2 separate regions of the Homo sapiens genome follow, and region 1 is linked to region 2. Evidence: read pairs that join two places in POLR2A ChIA-PET (ENCODE). Cell type or tissue: PC-9. All regions are shown on one strand. Each heading gives the region's core, and the rest is flanking DNA. Links, peaks and the distances in the headings are about the cores only.

Region 1 (9,453 bases), core at 217-2,716, 110 kb before region 2:
CTCAGGCTGTCTTTAGTAGAGTATGAGTCAGCCCTGAAAAGGACATTGGTATATTGCCAGAAAAATGGATGCTGTGATAGCAAAAAGAAAGCTTTGCTGCCACAGTTCAATTTCCCCTTTATCACTTCCCTGCAAGTAACCCTATGGCTCAGGCCCTAAGCCAAAAGAGAAATTTGGGTGAGGAACTGTATAAACAAACTTACCAAAGTTAGAAGGAATTACCGATACTAATCTAATTTCTTACACATCTCTCCAGCCTGTTACATACACCCTATTTGTTTTAACTTTTTTTCCCCATGTAATTTAATCTGATGTCTTCTTCCGTATGGCTGATTAGCTGTATGTCAGGGTTTCTTTTTTCTTTGAGTGTAGGTTTTCTTCCCACTCCCCTATGACTCAATGAATGATCTTGGCTTAAGCTGCTCCCAAAAACCCACGGCCAGAAGGACACAAGTACAAGTCCCAATTTATAGCTGAAACCCTAGAGTTGAGAATATTATTGCCAAAGAAGGAATGCTTTTAGGAAGGTTTCTGTTTGATGTTAAGAACCTGTTTTTGTGCACTTATTCTAATTTCTCCACGTGGCATGCGAAGGAGGGCAGCTTCTATCCTCCAACTCTGATGCAGGCTGGCTTTTCTTTCAGGGGTGCCGATTGCCGGAAGGCATGCTGTGGTGGTTGGGCGCAGTAAAATAGTTGGGGCCCCGATGCATGACTTGCTTCTGTGGAACAATGCCACAGTGACCACCTGCCACTCCAAGACTGCCCATCTGGATGAGGAGGTAGGGTGTCCAGAGGAGAGGTAAAGGTGTTACGGTGGGGAGGGTGGGTGTGCCAGAGGCTGCCATGTCCTTTACACTCATGACCTCATTTAACCCCATCATCTCATTTTTACAAGATGAAAAAACAAATTCAAATTAAAGGCTGAGTGGGGTGGCTGACACCTGTAGTCCCAACACTTTGGGAGTCTGAGGCAGGAGGATTGTTTGAGCCCAAGAGTTTTTGAGACCAGCCTGGGCAACATAGTGAGACGCTTTCTCTGCAAAAAAAATTAAAAATTAGCCAGATGGGGTGGGCACATGCCTGTAGTCCCAGCTACTCGGGAGGTTGAGGCAAGAGGATTGCTTGAGCCCAGGAGGTCGAGGCTGCAGTAAGCTACGATCACACCACTGCACTCCAGCCTGGGCTACAGAGCAAGACCCTGTCTCAAAAAAAAAAAAAAATTAATTAATTAAAAAAAACATAAAATTAAAAGCATGCTGAAGTTTATACAGAGTTTGTTCTGTGTACTTTCTCTCTTCCTTTTTCTTTTTTCTTTATTTATTTTTTTTGAGATGGAGTTTCACTCTTGTTGCCCAGGCTGGAGTGCAATGGCGCAATCTCAGCTCACCACAACCTCTGCCTCCTGGGTTCAAGTGATTCTCCTGCCTCAGCCTCCTGAGTAGCTGGGATTACAGGCATGTGCCACCACGCCTGGCTAATTTTGTATTTTTAGTAGAGACAAGGTTTCTCCATGTTGGTCAGGCCGGTCTTGAACTCCTGACCTCAGGTGATCCACCTGCCTTGGCCTCCCAAAGTACTGGGATTACAGGCATGAGCCACCATGCCCGACCTTTGTCTTTTTTCTTTTGAGACAGGGTCTTGCTCTGTTATTTAGGCTAGAGTGCAGTGGCAGTCCATGAGAGCCCACTGCAGCTTTGAACTCCTGGGCTCGAGTGATCCTCCTGCATCAACCTTCTGAGTAGCTGGGACTACAGGCATGTGCCACCATGCCTGGCTAATTTTTAAGCTTTTTGTAGCGACAGGGGTCTCACTGTGTTGCCCAGGCTGGACTCAAACTCCTGGACTCAAGCGATCCTCCTGGTTCACCTTCCTAAAGTGCTGAGATTACAGGCGTGACCCAACATGCCTGGCCTCTCACCAAGTACTTTCTACCCTAATCTGCCTCGTGGTGGACAGGGATTAGCAGTACAGGCACTCAGATTGACCTCTGGCAGCCAGATCCCATGTGTGTAAAAGTGGTGGCCTCAGAGTGAAGGTGCTCCAGAGGCAGTCGTGGGCAGTAGTCTGCTAATAGCTATGGCAGCTTGTTCTAGATCCCTGCATCAGATTCCTGAGCCCAAGAATGCGCACACACACACACGTGCCTGTTGACAGTGCAGTCTCTTAAATGTGGGGAGAGAGCAGGAGAGAGGCCTAGTACTTTCTCTTTTAATCCTCCCAAAGTAGTGCTCTACATTCTGTAGGAGAAGGAGCAGTGTCTGGACATAACACGCAGGGCCCCAAGCCTGTTTGCCCCTCTGCCTTGCAGGTTGACACTGATTTCCCTATTGGGTAAAATGGCTGGTGAAAGGGAGCTCTTTGGCATGTGTAGAAATGAGCACGGCATGTGAAGGGCTGTCAGAAACAGTGTGTGGCTTACATTTGAGGCCTTAACCCAATATCTTATGAAATAGCTTATGACACTTAAGAATTTAATACAAAGCTCAGGGATATCCTTTTCATTTCTGGGTTTTTTTTTGGTGTGTATTTCATTATTTCATTTCTGATGTCCAAATCCCCTACCCCTAGGTAAATAAAGGTGACATCCTGGTGGTTGCAACTGGTCAGCCTGAAATGGTTAAAGGGGAGTGGATCAAACCTGGGGCAATAGTCATCGACTGTGGAATCAATTATGTCCCAGGTGAGTGTTGTTGGAGGAGTAAGGTGGCTGCTGGTATTGAGGATGGTATCTAGGTCATCAAAAGAAGCCTGAGAGAGAAGCTTGTCTCATTTTATGCTTGTAGTACTAAGGTTTAGGAGACTGACTAGCCCAAGGGTGCACAGAGTTAGTAGATAGAAGAGTTGCCACTTGCAGGCAGGTCTGCCTGGTGCCAGAGCCTTTGATTTTCATCATGTGCTGTACAGCTTCCAAGATGACTTTGTCCAGGGAGAAAGTGAGAGGGAGGGCAGGAGGGATATATCACTTTATCTTCATGTAGAGATCACCCTTTATTTTAGCAAAGTTGATGGATGGATTTAAAATACAGTATAATTATTGCAAAGTGCTATGAGAGTCCAGAAGAGGGACTCATTCTGCCAAGAGGAGGGCTTTACAAAGAAGATATTTGACCTGGGTTTTTTTCTAGGCTGAGAGGATAAATCTAGCCTTTTAATCATGTCCAAAACTGTACTCGGCATCCTCATCCCCAAGTTACCCCTTACTCCCGTCTTTTGGTTAGTATCACCATTCTTCCTTCCCGCAAGTCTGAAGCCTTTTAGTTTCCCTCCCAAGCATTCCCTATATTGGACCAGTCTCTAAATATTAGGAATTGTTTTCTCTCTCCTCTGTTCTGAGTGTCACCACTGAGTGTTACCTTCTCAGCTGATGGGCTGTGATAACTTCCTTGCAGGTGTCCCTCCCTCCAGCTGCTTCCCACTCAGATCTATCCCCGTGCTCTCGCCTTGCCACGTTCACCTTCTGGCATGGAACTCTGAGCCTCTTCCTTCTTACTTGCCAGACTCCTTAGCCTCACACTAATTTCAGTGACCTCTGCAGCCTGTGATCTCACTTGCGCATGGTGAATACCTGTCTTCAACTTGTAAAGTGGACCACTTTCCCTTCCCTGCGCATGCCTCGTTTGCCCTTTGTAGTTCCCTCACCTGCATTCTTAGTGGAGTGGGCTACTCTTTCAAACAGAAAACTTCACAGAACAATAGGGCAAAACTTGCGTACGTCCTCATAGATCCAAGAAAGGAACAATCTTTAACGGAGCAACTACTGTGTATCCAGCACAATGCCAGGCCTTGGGCTACACAACTGAATAAGGTTCAACTTCACCTTCACCTTCAGCTGCTTCCTCCCCATCTCCTCTCTGTCATGTCTGTTATTCCTTCCAAACCTTGTTTGATTTCCCCTTATCAAGGGATGATCTTTCCTTCTCTCCCTCCCTCCTCTCCCATAGAACATGTGTATTGTATCTTTTGTTGCATGTGTCTCATGTACGGCGTCCTGTGCTCTCCTGCCTAGATAGCTCCTCAAGGGCAGTGGTCACTGTGGCGCCACATCCAGCTTCCTGCCATCTGACCACTGGCACTCATATCTATTGAATTGTCGAAGGGAGTTATAGCTGGAAGTCTTTTTTCTCCCTTCCCATCTCAAGTTTCAGATGTAGACGCTGAGCTGCCAGGAACATTAGTCACTGTCAAGCCTTCACCGTTTTTAACCTCCCTCCCACTCTCCCTACCGTGCTTTTAAGACAGTAGCTCATAATTGATCACTCATTTTCTTGTAGTGTAATTATCTAACAGGCGATAAAGAAATTGCTCTCCTACAACTCCTCACTTTGAATACTTGCGATATGACATTCAAGCTCAGTCTTTTTATTTATTTATTTTTTTAATTTTTTTTTTTTTTCTTGAGACGGAGTCTCGCTCTGTTGCCCAGGCTGGAGTGCTGTGGCGCGATCTCGGCTCACTGCAAGCTCCGCCTTGCGGGTTCATGCCATTCTCCCGCCTCCGCCTCCCGAGTAGCTGGGACTACAGGCGCCCGCCACCACGCCCGGCTAATTTTTTTTGTATTTTTAGTAGAGACGGGGTTTCACCATGTTAGCCAGGATGGTCTCGATCTCCTGACCTCGTGATCCGCCCACCTTTGCCTCCCAAAGTGCTGGGATTACAGGCGTGAGCCACCGCACCCAGCAAGCTCAGTCTTTTTAAAACCTCGCATCTTCTGTATCATATTTCTGCTTTTGGCATTTTTTTTTTGGATTACATGTGAGAAATGGAGAAGAAAAACCTGAGTGGGGATCTTGAGTGTTGCAGATAGGTAGGAAATGTTGACTTAAACATGAAACTTGCCATCCTTTTCACATTGATTCCTTATGTAGACAATAAAATATGAATAAAATCAAAGCAGTATCTTCCCTTCTGGTCAACAGTGTTTTTACTGATCTTGGGCATATAGGCAAATTAATGCTGATACAGCTGGATGTTATTGTGTTCCCCAAAGGATGGCAGAATCACTCAGTTACAGACCAGCAAATGGGCTGCAGGACCTAAAGACTGATATTTGCAAATGTTCACTTTAGAAGCAAACTTTTCTACCACCGAGCTACTTCTTGGTTCATATTTTGATTATTTAAATAGTTTGCATGGTCCACTCAGGGATAACATTGTAAGTCACTTGCCAAATTAAGAATGAATCAAGGTGTGTATACCTTTTACAAAGAAGTAATATTTTTAAAGATTCAAGTGCAGGGCAGAAAGTATTGGCCAGAGAAACACATAAAAGTGCTCTTCCTGCTTGGCTTACTAAAGATAAATTGAGAAGGGCCAGATCAATAGTGTTTTATTTGGAAGGGTTAAAAAGTGGGAACAGATTCCCCACCCTAATGCAATCCAGTCTCAACCTATCCAGTGTAGCTGCTTCTGGACTGGCCTCTATTATTAGGGTCCCCAAATTAAATGTAGAAGAGTCAGGGCTCAGCTGGATCTTTAGTTGATTTTTGTACATGTGATTTCCCAAAGAAAGAGAAATTCTAGGGCTGGGGGTAGATAACCAAAAGGTTTGCTCATTACTGAGGTCATATGCTTAGGCTGAGTAGTGGTCACTTTTTCCACTGACCACATCATCCTATCCACGAAGCACTGCATGTTTAGCAGTGTCTCGTCAACCCTGACAGTATTTGGTTTAGGAGCAAAACTGAACTCACCAGTGCTGCGTTTAGTCATGTAGTCAAAGATATGTGTCTCTTACCTGTGGGAAAACGAAAATGACTAACATTAACACGTAGAAATAGATGCAGCGGGTATTTCAAGCTAACTACAGTGTGAAGACGATTGAAACTTGTACAGAGGGCAAACCTCTATCTATATTTCCTTGGCATTTTGAAATGACTCTAGGGGCTGTAAGAGGAAATGTTCTGCCAGTTTGCTGCTTTATAATCTTCTAGAAACTTGAAACCATCCCAATGAGTTGTGTTGACCAGCTCCTTTTACTCCATATAAAAAATATCTTACGTATCTGTGGTGGAAAGAGAAACTCTTGCGTTTGGAGGCTGCTTTTTCAATTTCAGTAATGTACACATTTTCTCATTTTGCCCTCAGCAAATTTGTGATAGGTAGTGTTAAGCCTTCTTTGCATTTTGGACTTCAGATTAATATGGAGCCCACAGGAGCTGCAGAACTAACTTTTTTTTTTGAGACGGAGTTTCGCTCTTGTTGCCCAGGCTGGAGTGGAATGCTCACTGCAGCCTCCGCCTCCCGGGTTCAAGTGAGTCTCCTGCCTCAGCCTCTGAGCAGCTGGGATTACAGGTGCCCGCTACCAAGCCCAGCTGATTTTTTAATATTTTTAGTAGAGACGGGGTTTCACCATGCTGGCCAGGCTGGTCTCGGACTCCTGACCTCAGGTGATCCACCCGCCTTGGCCTCCCAAAGTGCTGGCATTACAGGTGTGAGCCACCACACCTGGCCCTAATTTTTAATAAAAGAGCTGATGCTACAGCTAATCTCTTTTTTTTCTGAGACAGAGTCTCGCTCTGTTGCCCAGGCTGGAGTGCAGTGACGCAATCTCCGCTCACTGCAAGCTCCGCCCCCCGGGTTCATGCCATTCTCCTGCCTCAGCCTCCCAAGTAGCTGGGACTACAGGTGCCCGCCACCATGCCCAGCTAATTTTTTTGTATTTTTAGCAGAGACGGGGTTTCACTGTGTTAGCCAGGATGGTCTTGATCTCCTGATCTGGTGATCCGCCCGCCTCGGCCTCCCAAAGTGCCTGCTAATCTCTTAATTCTGGCTTCTTGCCTCCACCTTGGAGCTTCTTCTCAGTTGTGGCGATCTGATCAGAGAGAAGTGGTGATGTCGCTAAAACTACCAGATGCAGCGCGGGAGCCTTATTGCTTCGAGGTCTAGGCCCGCCCCCAGCCCCTCCTGGAAGTGCACTGAAGCCAAGTGTAGGATGTTCTTTGTGTGAGTGAGCAATGATGCATCATTGGGTTTTGTTCTCTTGAATAGCTATTCTTTGCTGGTAAGATTTGTAGTTGTTCTTGTGTCCTTTTAAGGGAAGTGTAATTATATTCTTTGCCTTTAGCATACATTTAAGTAGCTGTGTCTTTGGAATTGGATGTTGAATTGTTCCTCCAGCTCACACATGGAGCTCACAAAATGCTGACAGTTGCTGTAGAAACGATATCTGGCAGCTGTGACAGAGTTGGATCTTTGTGCACCCAAAAAATTTCCTTTGTAGGCTTTAGCAAATTAACATTTTAAAATGGGTGCTCATTATATACTGGGTAGTTGGTTTTAAGAATAAAAAACAGTTGGTATTTTATTTGCCACCTGAGAGACTACAAAAGGATTCTCCAGGTTCTGTAAAACCACTTATGCATCTTGTGAATTTTTGCAGGTAAAATAATTTTCTCCCTAAGAAATAGCAAACATCTGTCATTCCATAGCTTTTAAGTTAAGTAGGCACTGGAGCCTGATGGGACTAACACACCCTACAATTCTGCTGAGTTTTTGTCGTAACTGATCACCAGGACTGTGATTCTGAGACTTAGTTTTGATTTCTCCCCCACTTGACCAGATGATAAAAAACCAAATGGGAGAAAAGTTGTGGGTGATGTGGCATACGACGAGGCCAAAGAGAGGGCGAGCTTCATCACTCCTGTTCCTGGCGGCGTAGGGCCCATGACAGTTGCAATGCTCATGCAGGTAATTGTGAATAAAAGTTTCTATAAGAGTTCTGAAAAGCTGATCGAGTTTTGGCTGCTTTTCTCCCCAAGTAGAAATGTCAAAAACCTACTCAGAAGTAAAGATGTGAATTTATTGAGAAAAAGGGAAGGGAAGAATAGAGAAATAAGATCAGGCACATTAATAGAGGAAAGTAGGGATGGCATAATTCCAGTCTGTTTTGGAATATAATAACTTTGAAAGAAGAAAAGTGCGATCACACTGGCTTGGCCAGGTCTGTTTTGGTTTGCCTTCCCTTTCTTTTTTTTTTTTTTTTTTTGAGACGGAGTTTTGCTCTTGCTGCCCAGGCTGGAGTGCAATGGTGTGATCTTGGCTTACCGCAACCTCCATCTCCCTGATTCAAGTGATTCTCCTGCCTCAGCCTCCTGAGTAGCTGGGATTACAGGTGTGCACCACCACGCCCGGCGAATTTTGTATTTTTAGTAGAGACAGGTTTCTCCACGTTGGTTAGGCTGGTCTGGAACTCCCGACCTCAGGTGATCCGCCCACCTTGGCCTTCCAAAGTGCTGGGATTAGAGGTGTGAGCCACCGTGCCCGGCCTGTTTTCCCTTTCTAACATGCACCAGCTGACAGGGGCCAGGCGAGCAGCCCCAAAGCATGTTAGGTGCCTCTTGACTCTTAGCTAGGATTGAAGCATGGTAATAAGTGGGTCTGAAGCAGTTCATTTTGTGATTGAACTGGAGTGACCTGGAGCTTGAAACTGAGGTGAGGATTAAAATAACCACCTCTTCTAAGTTTCATTTATTTCATTTTGCTTAGAGCACAGTAGAGAGTGCCAAGCGTTTCCTGGAGAAATTTAAGCCAGGAAAGTGGATGATTCAGTATAACAACCTTAACCTCAAGACACCTGTTCCAAGGTAAAAATAAAGTTTTACTGATTTAAAACTTTGTGAATTGTTGGTTTTTAGTTGACAGATACTGTGGGTTCACATATGCTCCCTCTGAAGGTGCCTTCAGTGGTTGGGGTTGGGTTGGGGGCTTGTTACTACTGTGGGATTAATTAAACTCAGTGGATAAACATTAATACCTATTTTCTATGTTTCCAAAGTGACATTGATATATCACGATCTTGTAAACCGAAGCCCATTGGTAAGCTGGCTCGAGAAATTGGTCTGCTGTCTGAAGAGGTAGAATTATATGGTGAAACAAAGGCCAAAGTTCTGCTGTCAGCACTAGAACGCCTGAAGCACCGGCCTGATGGGAAATACGTGGTGGTGACTGGGTATGCTTTTTATTCATGTTGCCATCCAAATCTTAGTATCAGTCCTGATACTAAGGCGTTGCATTTGCACTTGGCACATGTATGTAGAGGTGCCTTTAATTTGATTTTAGCATTTTCACCCGTATTTGATCTCATTTGATCCTTACAGCAATCCTGAGAGGTAGGTAAGAATAGATTATAATCATAGATGAGAAAATTGGTCAAGGTTATCCATCTAGTAAGTGGAAGAGTTTGGTCTTAAAACCCGGTCTTAAGATAGAATCACCTTTTGCTGTTGTTGTTGTTGTTGTTGTTTTGAGACAGAGTCTCGCTCTGTTGCCCAGGCTGGAGTGCAGTGGCACGATCTCGGCTCACCACAACCTCTGTCTCCCAAGTTCAAGCGGTTCTCCTGCCTCAGCCTCCCGAGTAGCTGGGACTACAGGTGCAAGGCACCACACCCAGCTAATTTTTGTATTTTTAGTAGAGAGTGTGTTTCACTATGTTGGCCAGGCTGGTCTCGAACTC
Region 2 (16,749 bases), core at 7,209-9,708:
AGAAAAGCAGAGCTGCTGAGAGGAAAAGGATTATTATTAAGATGGAGCCAGAAGATATTCCTACAGATGAACTGAAAGACTTTAACATTATTAAAGTTACTGATAAAGACTGTAATGAATCCACTGACAATGATGAATTAGAAGATGAACCTGAAGAGCCATTTTATAGATACTATGTTGAAGAAGATGTCAGCATAAAAAAAAGTGGTAGGAAAACTCTAAAACCTCGAATGTCAGTAAGTGCTGATGAAAGAGGTGGTTTAGAGAATATGAGGCCCCCTAACAACAGCAGTCCAGTACAAGAGGATGCTGAAAATGCATCTTGTGAGCTGTGTGGACTTACAATAACCGAGGAGGACCTGTCATCTCATTACTTAGCCAAACACATTGAAAATATCTGTGCATGTGGTAAATGTGGACAAATACTTGTAAAGGGTAGGCAGCTTCAGGAACATGCTCAACGATGTGGCGAGCCCCAAGATCTGACCATGAATGGGTTAGGAAATACTGAGGAGAAAATGGACTTGGAAGAGAATCCTGATGAGCAGTCCGAAATAAGAGATATGTTTGTTGAAATGCTGGATGATTTTAGGGACAATCATTACCAGATAAACAGTATCCAAAAAAAGCAGTTATTTAAACATTCTGCCTGCCCTTTTCGATGTCCTAATTGTGGCCAGCGTTTTGAAACTGAAAATCTAGTGGTTGAACATATGTCTAGCTGCTTAGATCAAGATATGTTTAAGAGTGCCATCATGGAAGAAAATGAAAGAGATCACAGACGAAAGCATTTTTGTAATCTGTGTGGAAAAGGATTTTATCAGCGGTGTCACTTAAGAGAACACTATACTGTTCATACTAAGGAAAAACAGTTTGTTTGTCAAACATGTGGAAAGCAGTTTTTAAGAGAGCGTCAGTTGCGACTGCACAATGATATGCACAAAGGCATGGCCAGGTATGTCTGTTCCATTTGTGATCAAGGAAACTTCAGAAAACATGACCATGTACGGCATATGATTTCTCATTTATCTGCTGGTGAGACTATATGCCAGGTCTGCTTTCAGATATTCCCAAATAATGAACAGTTGGAGCAGCACATGGATGTTCATCTGTATACATGTGGAATATGTGGAGCAAAATTTAATTTGAGGAAAGATATGAGATCACATTATAATGCCAAGCATTTGAAAAGAACCTGAGTGATTTTCTACTGTACTAATGTTTAGATGATAGCAGATAAAACACCAAAGCAAAGGATATGAGCTATTTAGGAATTGATTATATAAGATGATTTGTTAGAAACAAATTTCAAGGCCCTTTTAACTTTAATATTTTTGTTTAGGATTTTAAGTATCTACATTTAGGTATTAAATGTTTATCATTTTTGTTGTTTCTTAATAGAATTATTTGTTTTTAGTTTTTCTTAGCTATGATTAAAATTTTTAAATGTAGACTACAAGTGGTTGTTACCCATTCAATGACTATTAAACTTTAGTTTTTCATCAATAAGGTGATGACTTCACTATTTCTATGTGTTTTTTTTTTTTTAAGGTTATCCTGTGAAATTTTAAACCCAGAATCATTGGCCATTTCTGTTTAAATTTTAAAAATTCCTTAAGTAATTATTTGAAACTATCCCGTTTGCTTTTAGTGAGTTAACTACTCTTTATTCCCCCTTATTAATGAAATTCATATTCTTAAATTGACAAGCTTATTAGGCAAGTTAGGTGCACTGAATCTAACCTTTAAGGTTGACATGGGCTCAAACTTGGCCTAAAAAGATTGATGAACCTGAGGAAATTTTTATAAATGAATATTTCCTATAATTGATAAAATATTATCATTTAATTATCACATTTAAAACTTATATTAAGTGTAAATTCCAGTGGCTTTACCTCACTTGAAAAATTAGTGGGGATAAGCCATTTTGTTTTGTGATATTAAATTTAACTATGATAGTTAATTAAAAAGACATATCTTGTATTCATTAAAAATATTTTAATTTAAAATATTCTGATTTCTAAAGTGTGTTAGCTTATCAATTATTTTTGTTTATAAATAGACTTTAATAGCTCTCTAAGAATATGACCTCTAAAGGAAAAGATGATTTTTTACAATACATACTTCTGGAACTTTGAGATTTGAGAAAGCTTCCATGTATATTGATAAATCTAATAAAATAAAGAGATCAATTATAAACCTGGTTGTTCTATAAAAGTAGAGTGCACAAAAAAATGTCTTGTGTTTTATACTGTCTAAGATTTGGAGGAAATGTGGCAAATTGCAGTTTATCGCCATATTTTATTATCATTTTTTTCTGTAAAAGACTATAAAACTTGAGGATTATAAAATAATCACAGAGTATATCAATGGAAACAGTTTATCATTTTTTCAGTTAAAGTAGTAGTATTGTTAGTTGTTGCTGACACAGGGTCTACATAATTACATGTGAATTAAAACATTGGCAAAACTGACCCACCAATAAACACATCTATTGAATAGAATGCCTTTTAATGTGAATTACTTGCAATGTAGTACCCTTTTCATAATGAAAGGGATTTTAATTAACTCCTAATTTTAAAAATATAAATTTGTGATTCTGAACACTAATAGCATTGCTCTTTTTGTTCACATCATATTTAAAATATGCAAATCATATTTTGTATACAATTTACATAAAAGAACAAGTTGCCAAAAGAACTGAGAGACATACTGGTGAGTACAGATTTAGTTGAAAGCATTAGAGCACCATGTGAGCTCAGATTTGTGGGGATATGTTGAAGTGTTAAGTAAGGATAGGAACAGCACAGGAACCAAGTGCAGAATTCAAATAACGGGAAGTAGGCAGGGGACGGGTAGAATACACACAAAAATTAAAAATTTAACAGCAAAAGCAGGAAAAGTGATTCATCTTACCCTTACTTAGATACAATAGTTTATCAAGTAATTAAATTTGAAATCCAACTTAAAATGAAATGTGGTATGTATATTACTGATAGGAACCAGATAAAAGTTCTCTAACCCAGAGACCATCAGAGAGTGGTATAAAGAGATCAGATAAACCAAGTTTCCAAACTACAGTATATAGTATCATAATGGACATAATTTATTTGAGATCACTTTTTTCGTGACTCATCAAAATTTTTCTTGCAGTGGCTTTCCCCATTGTTAAAGAATAGGGCTTTTTCTAAATACTACCACTTTTTGAAGAAACGATTATCTATTCCATTAGGAAGGGGGCTTAATTTAGTCTTTTGATATGTACTAACAGCTAACAATTAGCAAGCAAATATATAAACTTTACTCTCTAATTTTACATGACTGAGATGTTTATAGTTTTAGAAAGCCATACCTCAACTTATTTTTTATTTTATTTATTTATTTTTCTTTTTTGAGACGGAGTCTTACTCTTGCCCAGGCTGGAGTGCAGTGGTACAATCTTGGCTCACTGCAACCTCCACCTCCCAGAATCAAGCAGTTGTCTGCCTCAGCCTCCTCAGTAGCTGGGATTACAGGCGCATGCCACCACGCCCGGCTAATTTTTGTATTTTTAGTGGAGACAGGGTTTCACCGTCTTGGCCAGGCTGGTGTTGAACTCCTGACCTCGTGATCCACCGGCTTCAGCCTCCCAAAGTGCTGGGATTACAGGCATGAGCCACCGTGCCCGGCCACCTCAATTTTTTTTTCTGAGTTTCATGTTACACAGAACATACCTTTTTGTTTTGGAGCTAGCTACAGGGAAGCACAGGCTTCTCTAGAGTGGAATGTACAATTCTTATCAAGGCAAAAAGTTAAAGACTACTTGCTTTTTAAAATTAGGGAGAATGAAAAATATCCAGCACTTTTCCCCAGCCCAGTTCCCTAATATCTCCTTCCTCTCCTGGGGCAGAGCTGCAGAGCTGTCATTCCTTGCTGTTGCTTCTTGCCCTCCCTGGGTGTGAAGGTAATGAAACAAGTGTGTTGAAGCTGCCAGATCTTCTGCCTTTGTAACTTAGGTGTTCAGGTTCCAAATCTAAAAATGAAAGGAGAATCTACACAGATATATAGTGGAATCAAATTCTCTTTCTGTCTCATGAACACCATGAGACTCTTTTGCTTTGGCCCTTTTATTCTACACAGCAAGAAAACCCAGAGGAATGGTTAGCAAGCTTGCCATCAACTATAGTACAATACAACTTGCATGTTCTACGATTCCTTAGTAAACAGGACTAAGAATCTCAGAAATTAATAGAGCACAACCAAGGCAGCAGTAGATTAGGACTCAGAAATGCGTCTTCATCTCCCCCATGTTTTTAAGGTAAAAATATTCAGAGGCCAGGTGTGGTGGTTTGCATCTGTAGTTCCGGCTACTCGGGAGGCTGAGGCAAGAGGATTGCTTGAGTCCAGGAGTTCCAGACCAGCCTGGGCAACATAACAAGACCCTATCTCTAAAAAAAAAATTTGTTTAATTAGCAGGGCATGGTGGCATGCAGCTGTAGTCCCCAGCTACTCAGGAGGCTGAGGTGGGAGGATCAATAGAGCCTAGGAGTTCAAGGGAGCAGTGAGCTATGATCATGCCATTACACTCCAGCCTGGGTGACAGAGTGAGACTCCATCTCTGAAAAAAATTAGAAATGACGCACATGGGTTAAATGGTATATGGCAAACTAACAGTTTGAGTATGGACAAAAATTCAATTAGAAGAAAGGATCCCAGAGGGGCTAATAATTTAAAAAAAAAAAAAGTTTGCTAGAGCAGTCAGGACACTAATTAAAAGGAAAAGTAGAGGCTGGGCACCAGCACCTTGGGAGGCCAAGGTGGGTGGATCACCTGAGGTCAAGAGTTCGAGACCAGCCTGGCCAACATGGCAAAACCCCACCTCTACTAAAAATACAAAAGTTAGGCCAGGCGCAGTGGCTCAAGCCTGTAATCCCAGCACTTTGGGAGGCTGAGGTGGGTGGATTGCGAGGTCAGGAGTTCAAGACCAGCCTGGCCAACATGGTGAAACCCCATCTCTACTAAAAATACAAAAAAATTAGCCAGGCATGTTGGCACAAGCCTGTAATCCCAGCTACTTAGGAGGCTGAGGCAGGAGAATTGCTTGAACCCAGGAGATGGAGGTTGCAGTGAGCCAAGATCACACCACTGCGCTCCAGCCTGAGTGACAGAGCGAGACTCCATCTCAAAAAAAAAAAATTAGCCAGGCGTGGTGGCGCGCACCTGTAATCCCAGCTACTTGGGAGGCCAAGGCAGGAGAATCTCTTGAACTTGGAAGGTGGAGGTTGCAGTGAACTGAGATCATGCCACAGCACTCCAGCCTGGGCAACAGAGCAAGACTCCATCTCAAAAAAAGATAATAATACACACGAAAAATCATGTTTTACTGTAGCTGAAAAATATATGAACAGGATATAAAAATTGAATAAAAAACATTTGAAAATTATAGGTGAGATGAGTAGGGATTAAAAATAATATGACTATAATTATAGAATGCCTATGGAACAATTTTATGAACATGCCAAGGATATGCCTAAATAATTGAGATTTTTGTAAGTAATGATGAGAGAGGAAAAAGTAATTGAGATATTATCTTTTATATTCTAAAAAAAAGTAGGAAGAGAAGCTGGTGGTGGTTGACAACTTTTTCCCTGGTTAAACAATACTCATTTCTCTAAGTCAGTAGTTAAGGAACTTTGTATTTAATAAATTTCTGGAAAATCTTCCCCAAAACCAGTTTAGCCATTGTAATATTTAAATTAAACATAAAACTTGTGTCGTTGTTAACAAAAAGCCAAATCACTACCAAAAGAAAAAAATCTGAGTGTATGTGCACACATGGTTAAGAATAAAGAAATCTGGTATACCTAATTTTAACTGGGTTTTTATCATGAATTAAAAGTTAAAACATTTTTCTTTTCTTTTTTTTTTTTTTTTTTTTGCCATTCATCTATTTTGATCAGTTAGTTCCTCAACTTTCCTTACTACTCCCATCTCCTTTGTAACATATACTTCTCAGTAATAAATGGCCAGTGCTCTCCAGACATCCTAGCATCAACAACTTCTGGGATTGCAGGGTACCAAAAAGCTCTGGGGGAACATACCCTTGTAGAATCCCTCCCACATCCTTGATAACCTGAGGTGCAGTAAACTGGGGATGATAGGATGAATGCCAGGAAACTAAAACAAGTAGGGTTATATTTGGTGTTAAGAACTTGAAATTGCATCCCATATTTGGAAACCCATGATCCATCCATCCTAGGGCTCTCACTTAATAACCCCAGCATCCATTTATTTAGCACTCTCTATACTCTGCAAAGTGCTCTACATACATAATTTTAATTAATCCCCACAGCCTTATGAGGTAAGTATCATACTAATTTTCCAGATGGGGGACTGAGGTTCAGAGAGATTATTTTTCCTAAATCACACAGAAACTATGTATCTTAGAACTGGAGTTTGAACCTAGGTTTCTGACTTCTACATTCCTGTACTCCACCTATCAAGAAGTACAAAGAAGGGCCTTTTCAGCCTAGAAACACATGTGATAAAGCTCCTATGAGATTGTGCTCCTTGTTCATCTGTCATCTGCTGTGCTGGTAAGGTGGCTAGTAATAGTGGGTACCCAATTAACATGCTGAATAATGTGAAAACGTGAGTGGAAAACAAAACTTTATTTAAATGGTTGATTCAGAATGATGTTTTAGAAATAAATATTAAATGCTGTTATGTTTTGATTTTCCTTCATTTAAACTTAAAACAGTTAGTGGTACTGTCAGCCTTTTTGAGGGGCCCATAGTAGGTGGGCTCAATTAAAAATTAATTTGAATTCAACTTCCACATTTCTATGTCTGTGACCTTTTCTTCCTTTATTTCCCCTATTCCTGTCCTTTATGTTTTAATCTCTCCCGCCAATCTCCATTTCCTTTTATTGGTTATAAGACTGTTGAGTTGAAGGACTCAAATCATTTGAAAATAAATATTCCCAAGAAAAAGCAGGATAACAGAATAACCAGTTTCCTCTTTTTGCCTTAACAGATTATGTGGATAAGAAATTCATCATCTTAGCCAGGCACAGTAGCTCATACCCATAATCCCAGCACTTTGAGAGACTGAGTTGGGAGGATTGCTTGAGCCCAGGAGTTTGAGACTAGCCCTGGCAACACAGCGAAACCCCATCTCTACAAAAATTTAAAAATTAGCCGGGCATGGTGGTGCATGCCTGTAGTCCCAGTTACTTGGGAGGCTGTGGTCAGAGAATTGCTTGAGCCTGAGAGGTCAAGGCTGCAGTGAGCCGTGGTTGTGTCACTGCACTCCAGCCTGGGCAACAGAGCGAGACCCTGTCGCAAAAAATAAAAACAAATAAATTCATCATATCTTTGACTAATAAACAGAAGAACCCCCTTCCCCAGTTACCATAGGTGATTGATTTGATTAAGATTTATAGAGCAATCTAAGTTTGCCTAAAAACAAATGTTGGTTAGTCTAGCCACTTATAATTCAATTTCCCAAAATACCTATGGATTTTTAGGGTAAACTTATAGAGACAGTTTTACTCATAAAACAAATGAAAGATAATTTCAGGAAATGACACATAGCTGCATAACCACCCTAACCTAGCAGCAAACTTTAAAAAAGGTTATTTAATGGTTTAAGTGAAACAATCTCCCTCAATCTAATATTATTTTAACTTTATGCGTCTATTACCTTATTTCTATACTACTATGTTAAACCTACTACTTTAATGATCTGGCTACCGTCTGCCAAATGTCACTTTTCAAGTGAGAACAGAAGAATGAGATTGTGAAGATTCTGTGGACAATGTCTATATAATCATTTAAGTGTTAAATATAAACTAAATGACAATAGCAGCTTGTAAATTAATGCTAATTCTGGCTGGGAGCAGTGGCTCAGGTGGCTCATGCCTGTAATCCCAGCACTTTGAGAGGCCGAGGCAGGTGAATCAGCTGAGGTCAGGAGTTCGAGACCAGCCTGGCTAACATGATGAAACCTCTCTACTAAAAATACAAAAAATTAGCCGGGAGTGGTGGCACATGCCTGTAGTCTCAGCTACTCTGGAGGCTGAGGCGGGAGAACCGCTTGAACCTGGGAGATGGAGGTTGCACTGAGCTGATATCGTGCCACTGTACTCCAGCCTGGGAGACAGACTCCGTCTCAAAAAAAAAAAAAATTAATGTTAATTTTGAACAAACTTAATATCACTTACATTTATATGCACACAATTGGTTGAATTTAGCATTAAGAAGTTTAAATCTTACTTAAGTTGTTCTCTTATTCAGGAGAACCAAATCACTGAAGTCAATTAGTAGTGTCAAAATTGCTCATTCTTTCCATCAAAATCTACCACAGATCACTAAGGGACAGAAAGCCATTATAATTTCTCATTATCCATCTCAATTGCTGACCAAAAAAGATAGTATGAAGATTACAATTAAATACTTGGCTCTGAACTGAACATATCAATGTACTAATCATTATTGTATTAAGTGAAAACACAGGAATGTCTAGGGCCAAGGGATGACCAAAATTTAAAAGATTATTTCATATCAGAGTCAGGGATATTAATAATTTTATGTGAGAAAATTTGCAGTTTGTTTTCTCCTATTTGAGGAAGGAACAGTTAATTATACAGCTTAAAAAGCCCCTACTTACTTAAAAAGTTAACATGTTTTTATTCTCCTTAAACTAACTGCTCATATCAAACACAATCAGGAGAGCTCATTTTTAGATGATAGAAACATTAATTCTAAGCATCCAGATTATGAACCATCTTTTTTTTCAAATGCTTATGTTTAAAAAATTTTAAAAAAATTAAGGATCTTATTATGAGGGAAAAGCACTGTTGCCAAAAATATAATTTTACTCAGAATCACTAGGGCAGATTAGGAGGCTTATAAGCCTAGGAATTTGCAGGAAAACCCCTCCTCTTCTTTTGTGCGTGTATGTGTGTGTGCGTGTATGCTTCATTTTCATTTGCAGAGTGGCTGAAGACAGTAAAAAGAATATGAACTTTAAAAAAATTGTTAGATTTATGTTTCAATCAGAGATTTGTCATTAACAAGTTAAAGTACATTGTAAAATCATTTTATTTGAAGGAAAACACTTCTTAACTGCTTCCTTCCTCCCTACTTTCCTCTATTTGTCTGACCCCTATCTTTTTTTATGTTATATATTTATATGTCCTGCTGATAGATTAATAAGAACATCTTATATTTGAATGGTACGAGTTACATTCGGGAAATAATTAAATTTAAATTCTAGGGGCTATGCTTGTGTTTCTATTCTCTGTTCTGTTAACAGTGTGTTGGCCTAGTGCCAAAGCCAAGAAATTCTGATCTAAGAATTATGTTGTATCTTGTAGAGCAGTCAACTTGTAATATTATTTTTCTTGAGTTTTGTCTTTTTCTGTGTGGCAGTGGTGAAATAGGGCCTTCTAAACCTGTGGAGAAGTGAGAGATCTGAATTTGGAGAGGACATGGGGAAGAATCAATCTTCAACAGATAATCTTTAAGTACAGACCCAGGAATATCAGATCTGAAGTGGCACCATCTTTTCTGTCTTCCTGACAAACTTCCATCAACCCAAAAAGTTCCAGTTGCAAAGATCCAAGAAAACTCAGTAAAGATCACTTTGGAATCACTTTGTTGTAACAAAATTGATTCATGGTGACTCTAATATTTGTGTAAATCTGCTGAAGAAAAGTAACTAGAAAATTCATACAACATCAGTGGTTACAGCTATACTAAAATAAAACTTTATATGCTAATTATCTTCAAGGGTCTTTCTAAAATAAAAGGGGTTGTTAGGCTACTGCAAATATAAAGAGACATAATCACAAATCTATTTATATAGATATAAATAATTCTAAACTTAAAATCACTAGAATTATAGCTTAAATATTATGAAATGTACTTAGTCAACTTAAAAACTTACACCAAAAATCTGTAGTTTAGAGTGTAAGAAGTAATGGGTACAGAGAAAAAAAATTTAAGACCAATATTTTAACAGGATAATTTGGTTATTACTCACTATAGTAAAACACTTGCCCTTCTTCCTTTTCCACTGTATATGCCAGTCACAATCTTGATCATTTATATGAATGAAACTCCCTTTTAAACCTGTTAACTTGAAGGAGAACAGAAATGGTATTACTTCAATAGTGGTAGATTTCCACAAATCAGACACATTATTTTCTTCTGAACTTGGCAATATAACCTAATAAGGCAGAATAAGTTTCTGTTAAAATACTTATTCTCAATATTTATGTATAAACCATGCTTCTCAGCTTTCAAATTTCAAGATAAAATTTAAGTATTCAGTAAAATGATGGTTAACATGTTTTAAAAAATCTTTAATGGAGAAGTTAAATATTTGGTGAGATTTTAGTCTGGCTATAAATGCTTTGTTTGATATATATATGTGCACATATATATATTACTTAACCATATGAATTTTATTTCCTTATTCTGAATATACTTGTAGTTTTACTTCTTTCTGTTTATGTACCCAATTCCTTATGATTATTTTGTTTCTTCTGCAATATCAAGATGTTATTTATTTTGAGAAATGCTTATTTTTATGACTATTTATTCCAATGTTTTAACAAGAAGCACAGAGATTTATAGTATTCTTAATAGTATGTGCAGAAGTTACATCATTTAAAAAACCCTTGCTGTAAAGTAGGATAACTTGAATATTCATTCTAATAATTAGACTAAGTGAAAATCTGAGAAAGAGTTAATTGCAATGTGATAGTGGGTAGAAAGGAGAGAAAAACCCACTGAAGGGTTCAAATACATGTGAATTCTACTGCTTTAAGAGAAATAAAACAAATAAGCCTAGGGAAATATTAGAGTCTAAAAAACCCTAGAGTTAATCTCTTTTGGGAACATAAGGAGGTATACAGAACTGCAGACCTCTAAACATAAGTAGGAAAAAGAAAAATAAAAGAATATTACCAATAATTAAAGGTGCCAGATCAAAATAGTAATAAATCAACAAATAATTTTTGATTGACTGGTGGAATTAGATTTACTAAATAAAAATGGCTTAAATTTTGACTGTACTAACTATAAATGTAATGAATTATAATAATTATAAATGGTATAAATGCATTCTACAATGTGATTATTTTCTGTATTTTAGTATATAGTATAAAATGGAATTATTGGGTTAAAGTACTTTTATTACATTTCTTAATCCATTGTTTTTACCTAATAAAATTTCCTCCTCTATATTCCAAAGTTAAATTGTCTGTATATTACTTTTATTTATACTGTATTTTTTCCAATCTGGCCATTTAAAAAAATTATTAGTTTGAAAATTATTAACTCCTTCCATCCTCTAATACCACAATAATAAAGTATCTGATATAGCTAATTATGATGTTCTCAGGTAGCTTAAGATGTGCACAAAGAGAATTAGCTAAAATTCTTATTGCCAGATCCTGATTTCTTTCAATATAGAAGAATGATCTGTTACTCAGCCTGGAAAGTAGTGCCAAGATTATAGCTCACTGTAACCTCAGACTTCTGGGCTCAAGGGATCCTCCCACCTTAGCCACCCTAGTAGCTAGGACTATAGATTCCCACCACGATGCCTGCTAATTTTTAAAATTTTTTGTAGAGATGGGGTCTCCCTGTGTTGCCCAGGTTAGTCTTGAACTCCTGGGCTCGAGTGATCCTCCTGCCTTTGTCTCCCAAGTGCTGGGATTACAGGTATGAGCCACTGCATCTGGCCTGGATTTCCTTCTTAATACACAAAGAAATAATTATTTATAAATATCCATTGATAAAGTGTTTAGCTCTTTCAGAGGCTTAATTCATTTTTCAAGTAAACACAATTTACTGTCAGAGAAATAACTACTTTGCCAGTATAATTCATTTTTTTTTCAGTTTAAGAATTAAATAAGTATTAACAATAATTGCATATTGAATCTGATTCTCCAAGTATAGGACAGCCTCACTTCTTCCAGATTATTTCAATCTATTCCACAAGGGTCTATAAGGTTAGCACTAAAAGTTGAAGTAGGTATAATTTGTCTGCTGTTGTCATAGATTAACTTCTCTTTTGGAAAAAGCCTTCCAGGTTCAGGTCTCTTACCCTTCCATACCAGGCATGGAAATGTCTTACCCCAGCCTACTGTGTATCTACAGCTTAAGTGTAACTTCAAGACTGAATTTTTTAAGACTCAAAGAAACAAATGGCAAGTTTTTTCCTGTAGTGATAGGTGAAGAAATATTTTAGGACACAGCACTTTGTAAGAATTATAAAATGGCAGTATTTATAGAGATCTTAAAGATAATCATTAGTTGAATTTCAGTTTGCTCAAGGGCCCTCAAATTAGAGGCTGTTATTCCATCTTTTCTTCAGGCCAACATTATCTCCTTAAGATAATCTACAACCCTTGTGAAGGTTGTTCCTGGGTAGAGACTGAGAGGATTTTAGGAAAATTCACGAGTTGGGGTTTTTTTCCCTAGTAATTCTGCAAAAATGTATTATTGCTCAGTCTCCTTAGGGCAGGTCTAACACCCAGGCACATAGTTTTAGGCCGTATCTTATTCACCTTTGTATCTCTAGTACAAATATTTTCAGATATGAATTTGTTTCAACTTTTGGTCTCTGCAGTGTCATTTAGTACAGAAATATAAGAGGTAGGCAGTGTATCTTCCTACTATAAAGAAAAAAACTAAATTTTTTTTTTGTTAAATAATGTGTCTCAGGTCACTTTTAATAAATACTAAGCTAGTGATTTACTACTGCTTTCCAGGCACTCTTCTGGGTGCTAGGAATTAATTACAGAGGATTTGACATATGTTAAAGCTCTTGTTTTTTCCACCATTTAATCTGTGGAGCCTTAGTCTTTGGATTTTAAAAATACTTTGAAACACCCTAGTATTTATAATCTGCCAAAGAGAGAGTTCACTTGTTGAAAATCAGCAATAATTTCTATGTAAGACTAATAGACTTTGTTTCAACTGTTGATATGGTTTGGCTGTGTCCCCACCCAAATCTCACCTTGAATTGTAGCTCCCATAATTCCCATGTGTTGTGGTGAAAGATAATTGAATCATGGGGGCGGTTTCTCCCATACTATTCTCGTGGTAGTAAGAGCTGATGGTTTTATAAGGGGAAACCCCTTTTGCTTGGTTCTCATTCTCTCTTGCCTGCTGCCATGTAACTGGTGGTAGTGAGTAAGATCTGATTTTTTTTTCAGCATCCAAAATCTTTTTATTAAGAGGGTAGGATCCAAGGTTAGTTTTTGTAGCCTCGGCTGGCCTGTCGGCCTCTGATGCACTCGAACTTCCAGCCCTTGGAGCAGACATAGGGTTTGGTGTGGCTGTGCGGGGTTCCCGGGCCTTGCTGAAATGCTGGTACACCTTTCGGCCCTTGCAAATACTGGAGAGCAGGACAGTACCGCAGCCCTCGGGGGAGTCCACCCCTTTTGCTTGGTTCTCATTCTCTCTTGCCTGCCGCCATGTGCCTTTCGCCTTCTGCCGTGATTGTGAGGCCTCCCCAGCCATATGGAAGTGTGAGTCCACTAAACCTTTTTTTCCCTTATAGATTACCCAGTCTCGGGTGTCTTTATCAGCGGCGTGAAAATGGACTAATGTAGCTGTTAATAGTCAAGTTCTCAAAATCAATTGTAAAAGCACAGTAAGGAAACTTAGAAAAATTACTGATAATTCTACCTTCTAGATAACCAATTTTGATGCATTTTAAATCTATATTAGATTATCCTACATATAAGAAGATACAAGTTTCATATATTTTATTCACTTAATTATACCAAGAACATTTTTCCGTGTCATTAAAAATCTTGTAAACCATTTTTACGGCTGCGTAAGAATTCATCATATGCATGTACTATAATTTAGGTAATCTCTTATTTTTGGATATTTAAACCATTTCCTTTCTATTATCATTAACATAAATAATACTACCTGCATTTTCTATTATTTCCTTAGAATAAATCCCACAATGAGTAATGCTAAATAAAAGGCATGATCATATTTAATGTAAAGAAAAAATATTGGCCAGGTGTGGTGGCTCACTACTGTAATCCCAGCACTTTGGGAGGCTGAGACTGGTGGAGAGCTTGAGCTAAGGAGTTCGAGACCAGACTGACCAACATGGCAAAACTCCATCTCTACAAAAATACAAAAATTAGCCGGGCTTGGTGGTGCATGCCTGTAGTCCTAACTACTCCGGAGGCTGAAGTGGGAGGATCGCTTGTGCAAGCTGTGAGCCTGCCACTGCATTCCAGCCTGGGTGACACAGCAAGTCCCTGTCTCTTAAAACAAACAAACAAATTTTTAAAAACCCAAAATACAAATACAGTGTCTTTTTTGGGAAAAGCTTAGGATGCCTCTTAAACTATGGAACATACAAAACACAAGTTAGGGCAGAAAAAAATATACATGGCTAATGAAAATGTGGGTATAATTGCTACTGTGGTTTCAGAAACCTGTGTTAAAGATGAATGTGGTGGTCAGATTGCAAGATGTGTTTGTAATATCTGGGCACAGAGGTAGCACAGTTATTGTGCAAAAGAAACTATTCCTCTGAAGCTCTAATTTTAGTGATTCTATGTGAGAACTCTGGCCTGCTTGCTCTTTTGCAATCTTGGTTTGCTTGAGGTGTGTTGAGGGCTGACTGAATGCAAGAGATTTAAAGAATTTGTGTTTCTCACATTCTTTGTTTCAGTTGTAGCTGAGACTGTATCTCTAAGTCATATATCATCAGTTCTACAAAGAATATGCATTGCTTCCAGCCCACTAATTCCCTTTTCTAAAAAAACAAAGAAAAGAAAAGAAAGAAAGAAAGAAAAAGAAGGAAAGAAAGAAAGAAAGAGAAAGAAAAGAAAAGAGAGAAGAAAAACTCAGGCCTGTAATCCCAGCACGTTGGGAGGCCAAGATGGGCAGACAATTTGAAGTCAGGGGTTCGAGAACAGCCTGGCAAACATGGTGAAACCCTGTCTCTACCAAAAATATAAAAATTAGATGGACGTGCTGGTGCACATAAGTAACCCAGCTATCTGGAAGGCTGAGGCACGACAATCTCTTGGACCAAGGAGGCAGAGGTTGCAGTGAGCCACTGCACTCCAGCCTGGCGACAGAACAAGACTCTGTCTCAAAAAAAACCAAACAAATACCCCCCACCCCCAAACTACACAAAAGACAAGAATTTCCAAGAATAAAATCAAGAGATCTGTACTCACAATTTATGACAGTTTCAATTAGAAAAGTCTGGGTTTTATCCTTGTTTTCCTAATATTTTCTTTTCTTTTTCTTTTTTTTTTTAGACAGAGTCTTGCTCTGTCGCCCAGGCTGGAGTGCAGTGGCGTGATCTCAGCTCACTGCAACCTCTGCCTCCCGGATTCAAGCAATCCTCTGCCTCAGCCTCCCAAGTAGCTGGGATTACAGGCGCCCACCACCAGGCCCGGCTAATTTTTGTATTTTTAGTAGAGACAGGGTTTCACCATCTTGGCCAGGCTGGTCTTGAACTTCTGACCTCGTGATCCACGCGCCTCGGCCTCCCAAAGTGCTGGGATTACAGGCATGAGCCACCGCGTCCAGCCTTTCTAATATTTTCTTTAAAACGTCCCCTTTTTCAAAATTTTTTCAAATTCATGGAAAAGAGGATAGGAATTATGGTTAAAATTAGTACTAACTGATGACATTAACCGATTAATAACCAATTATGTTCTTAAAAACTGGAAATGATATACACCACTAGATAAAATAATCTTAAATGTTCATTGACTTTATAGAATTCTCTCAACATTACTTTTTGGTCACAGATAACTTCTGGGTTGACAAAAGCTTTTCTCCAGCGCCATTTCATACAGCTTTTACATGGCTGCACATCACTAGCCTGCTTTAAAGGACGGTGCTCCCAGCCCAAAGCCTCAGGAAAAAGACCATGGCTCAAAAAGCTCTGAGATGTATCCTATCCACCTGAAGAGCCTATTGCTTGCCTGTATCCCTCCCTTCTAGTGACACTAATCTTCTGTACAGAAATCCTAGTCCAGCAAACATTGCTCTCATCTTCGCCCATACACAACCTATGTAAAGAATGGCTTTCCTACTCTTTGCTGGCGAACTTCAGCTCCCGGATTAGGCATGCCACCTCTTCCAGGTAGCTCTCAGCAACGCACTTTTCCATCAGCCTGGGTGTGCCCCTCTGTGTTCCCATGGCGCTTTGCTTTCAGCGCTTCTCCCAAATTATGTTTACCTGTTTATTAGACTCTCCACCTCTGAAGACCAGGCCATTTCATTTGGCTTTTTACTGCCACGTAGTAGGTACCTGTTCAAGCTTGATGGAAGGACTTCCCCAGCCTCCCCACACATATTATGTAAAGTGATCGCTGTCTTTGCTTCCTCCTGGAGACCATTTATTTTATTTTTTTGAGACGGAGTCTCGTTCTGTCGCCCAGGCTGGAGTGCAGTGTCGCAATCTCGACTGACTGCAACCTCTGCCTCTCGAGTAGCTGGGACTACAGGCGCGCGCCACCACGCCCGGCTAATTTTTGTATTTTTAGTAGAGACGGGGTTTCACCATGTTGGCCAGGCTGGCCTCGAACTTCTGACAGCAAGTGATCCACCTACCGCGGCCTTTCAAAGTGCTGAAACTACAGGCATGAGCCTCCACACCCGTCCAGGAGCCCATTTATATGGGAGCCTGCTTCTAAAGATTATTACCTGGTGCCAGGGTATTTTCCAGACCTGTCCTCACATTCCTGTTAAACAG

The links. ChIA-PET counts read pairs that join two places held together with the same protein. Peaks named below come from ENCODE experiments on the same cell type or tissue, not always from the same donor. Only the 100,000 strongest peaks of a DNase experiment are listed, where the experiment ranks them.
Region 1: POLR2A ChIA-PET joins it to region 2 with 6 read pairs; 4 of 35 experiments call an interaction of 5 or more read pairs at or near these places.

The regions. Positions count from the first base shown.
Region 1 is chr14:64,417,244-64,426,696 of GRCh38, forward strand. MTHFD1 (methylenetetrahydrofolate dehydrogenase, cyclohydrolase and formyltetrahydrofolate synthetase 1) reads left to right here. Exons shown (of 28, transcript NM_005956.4): 7 at 645-781; 8 at 2,571-2,682; 9 at 7,561-7,688; 10 at 8,487-8,584; 11 at 8,776-8,949. Among named protein-coding and RNA genes, the nearest start is that of MTHFD1, 34 kb to the left of the region's middle. In PC-9, for the core only: no CTCF peak of the experiment used is centred there; no DNase peak of the experiment used is centred there; H3K27ac peaks cover 111 bases.
Region 2 is chr14:64,522,448-64,539,196 of GRCh38, forward strand. It overlaps HSPA2-AS1 (HSPA2 and ZBTB1 antisense RNA 1), which reads right to left. Exons shown (of 4, transcript NR_110550.1): 2 at 10,027-10,122. It overlaps ZBTB1 (zinc finger and BTB domain containing 1), which reads left to right. Exons shown (of 2, transcript NM_001123329.2): 2 at 1-2,504. The coding sequence ends at 1,199. It also overlaps a transcript of HSPA2 not described here. Among named protein-coding and RNA genes, the nearest start is that of HSPA2-AS1, 9.5 kb to the right of the region's middle. In PC-9, for the core only: no CTCF peak of the experiment used is centred there; no DNase peak of the experiment used is centred there.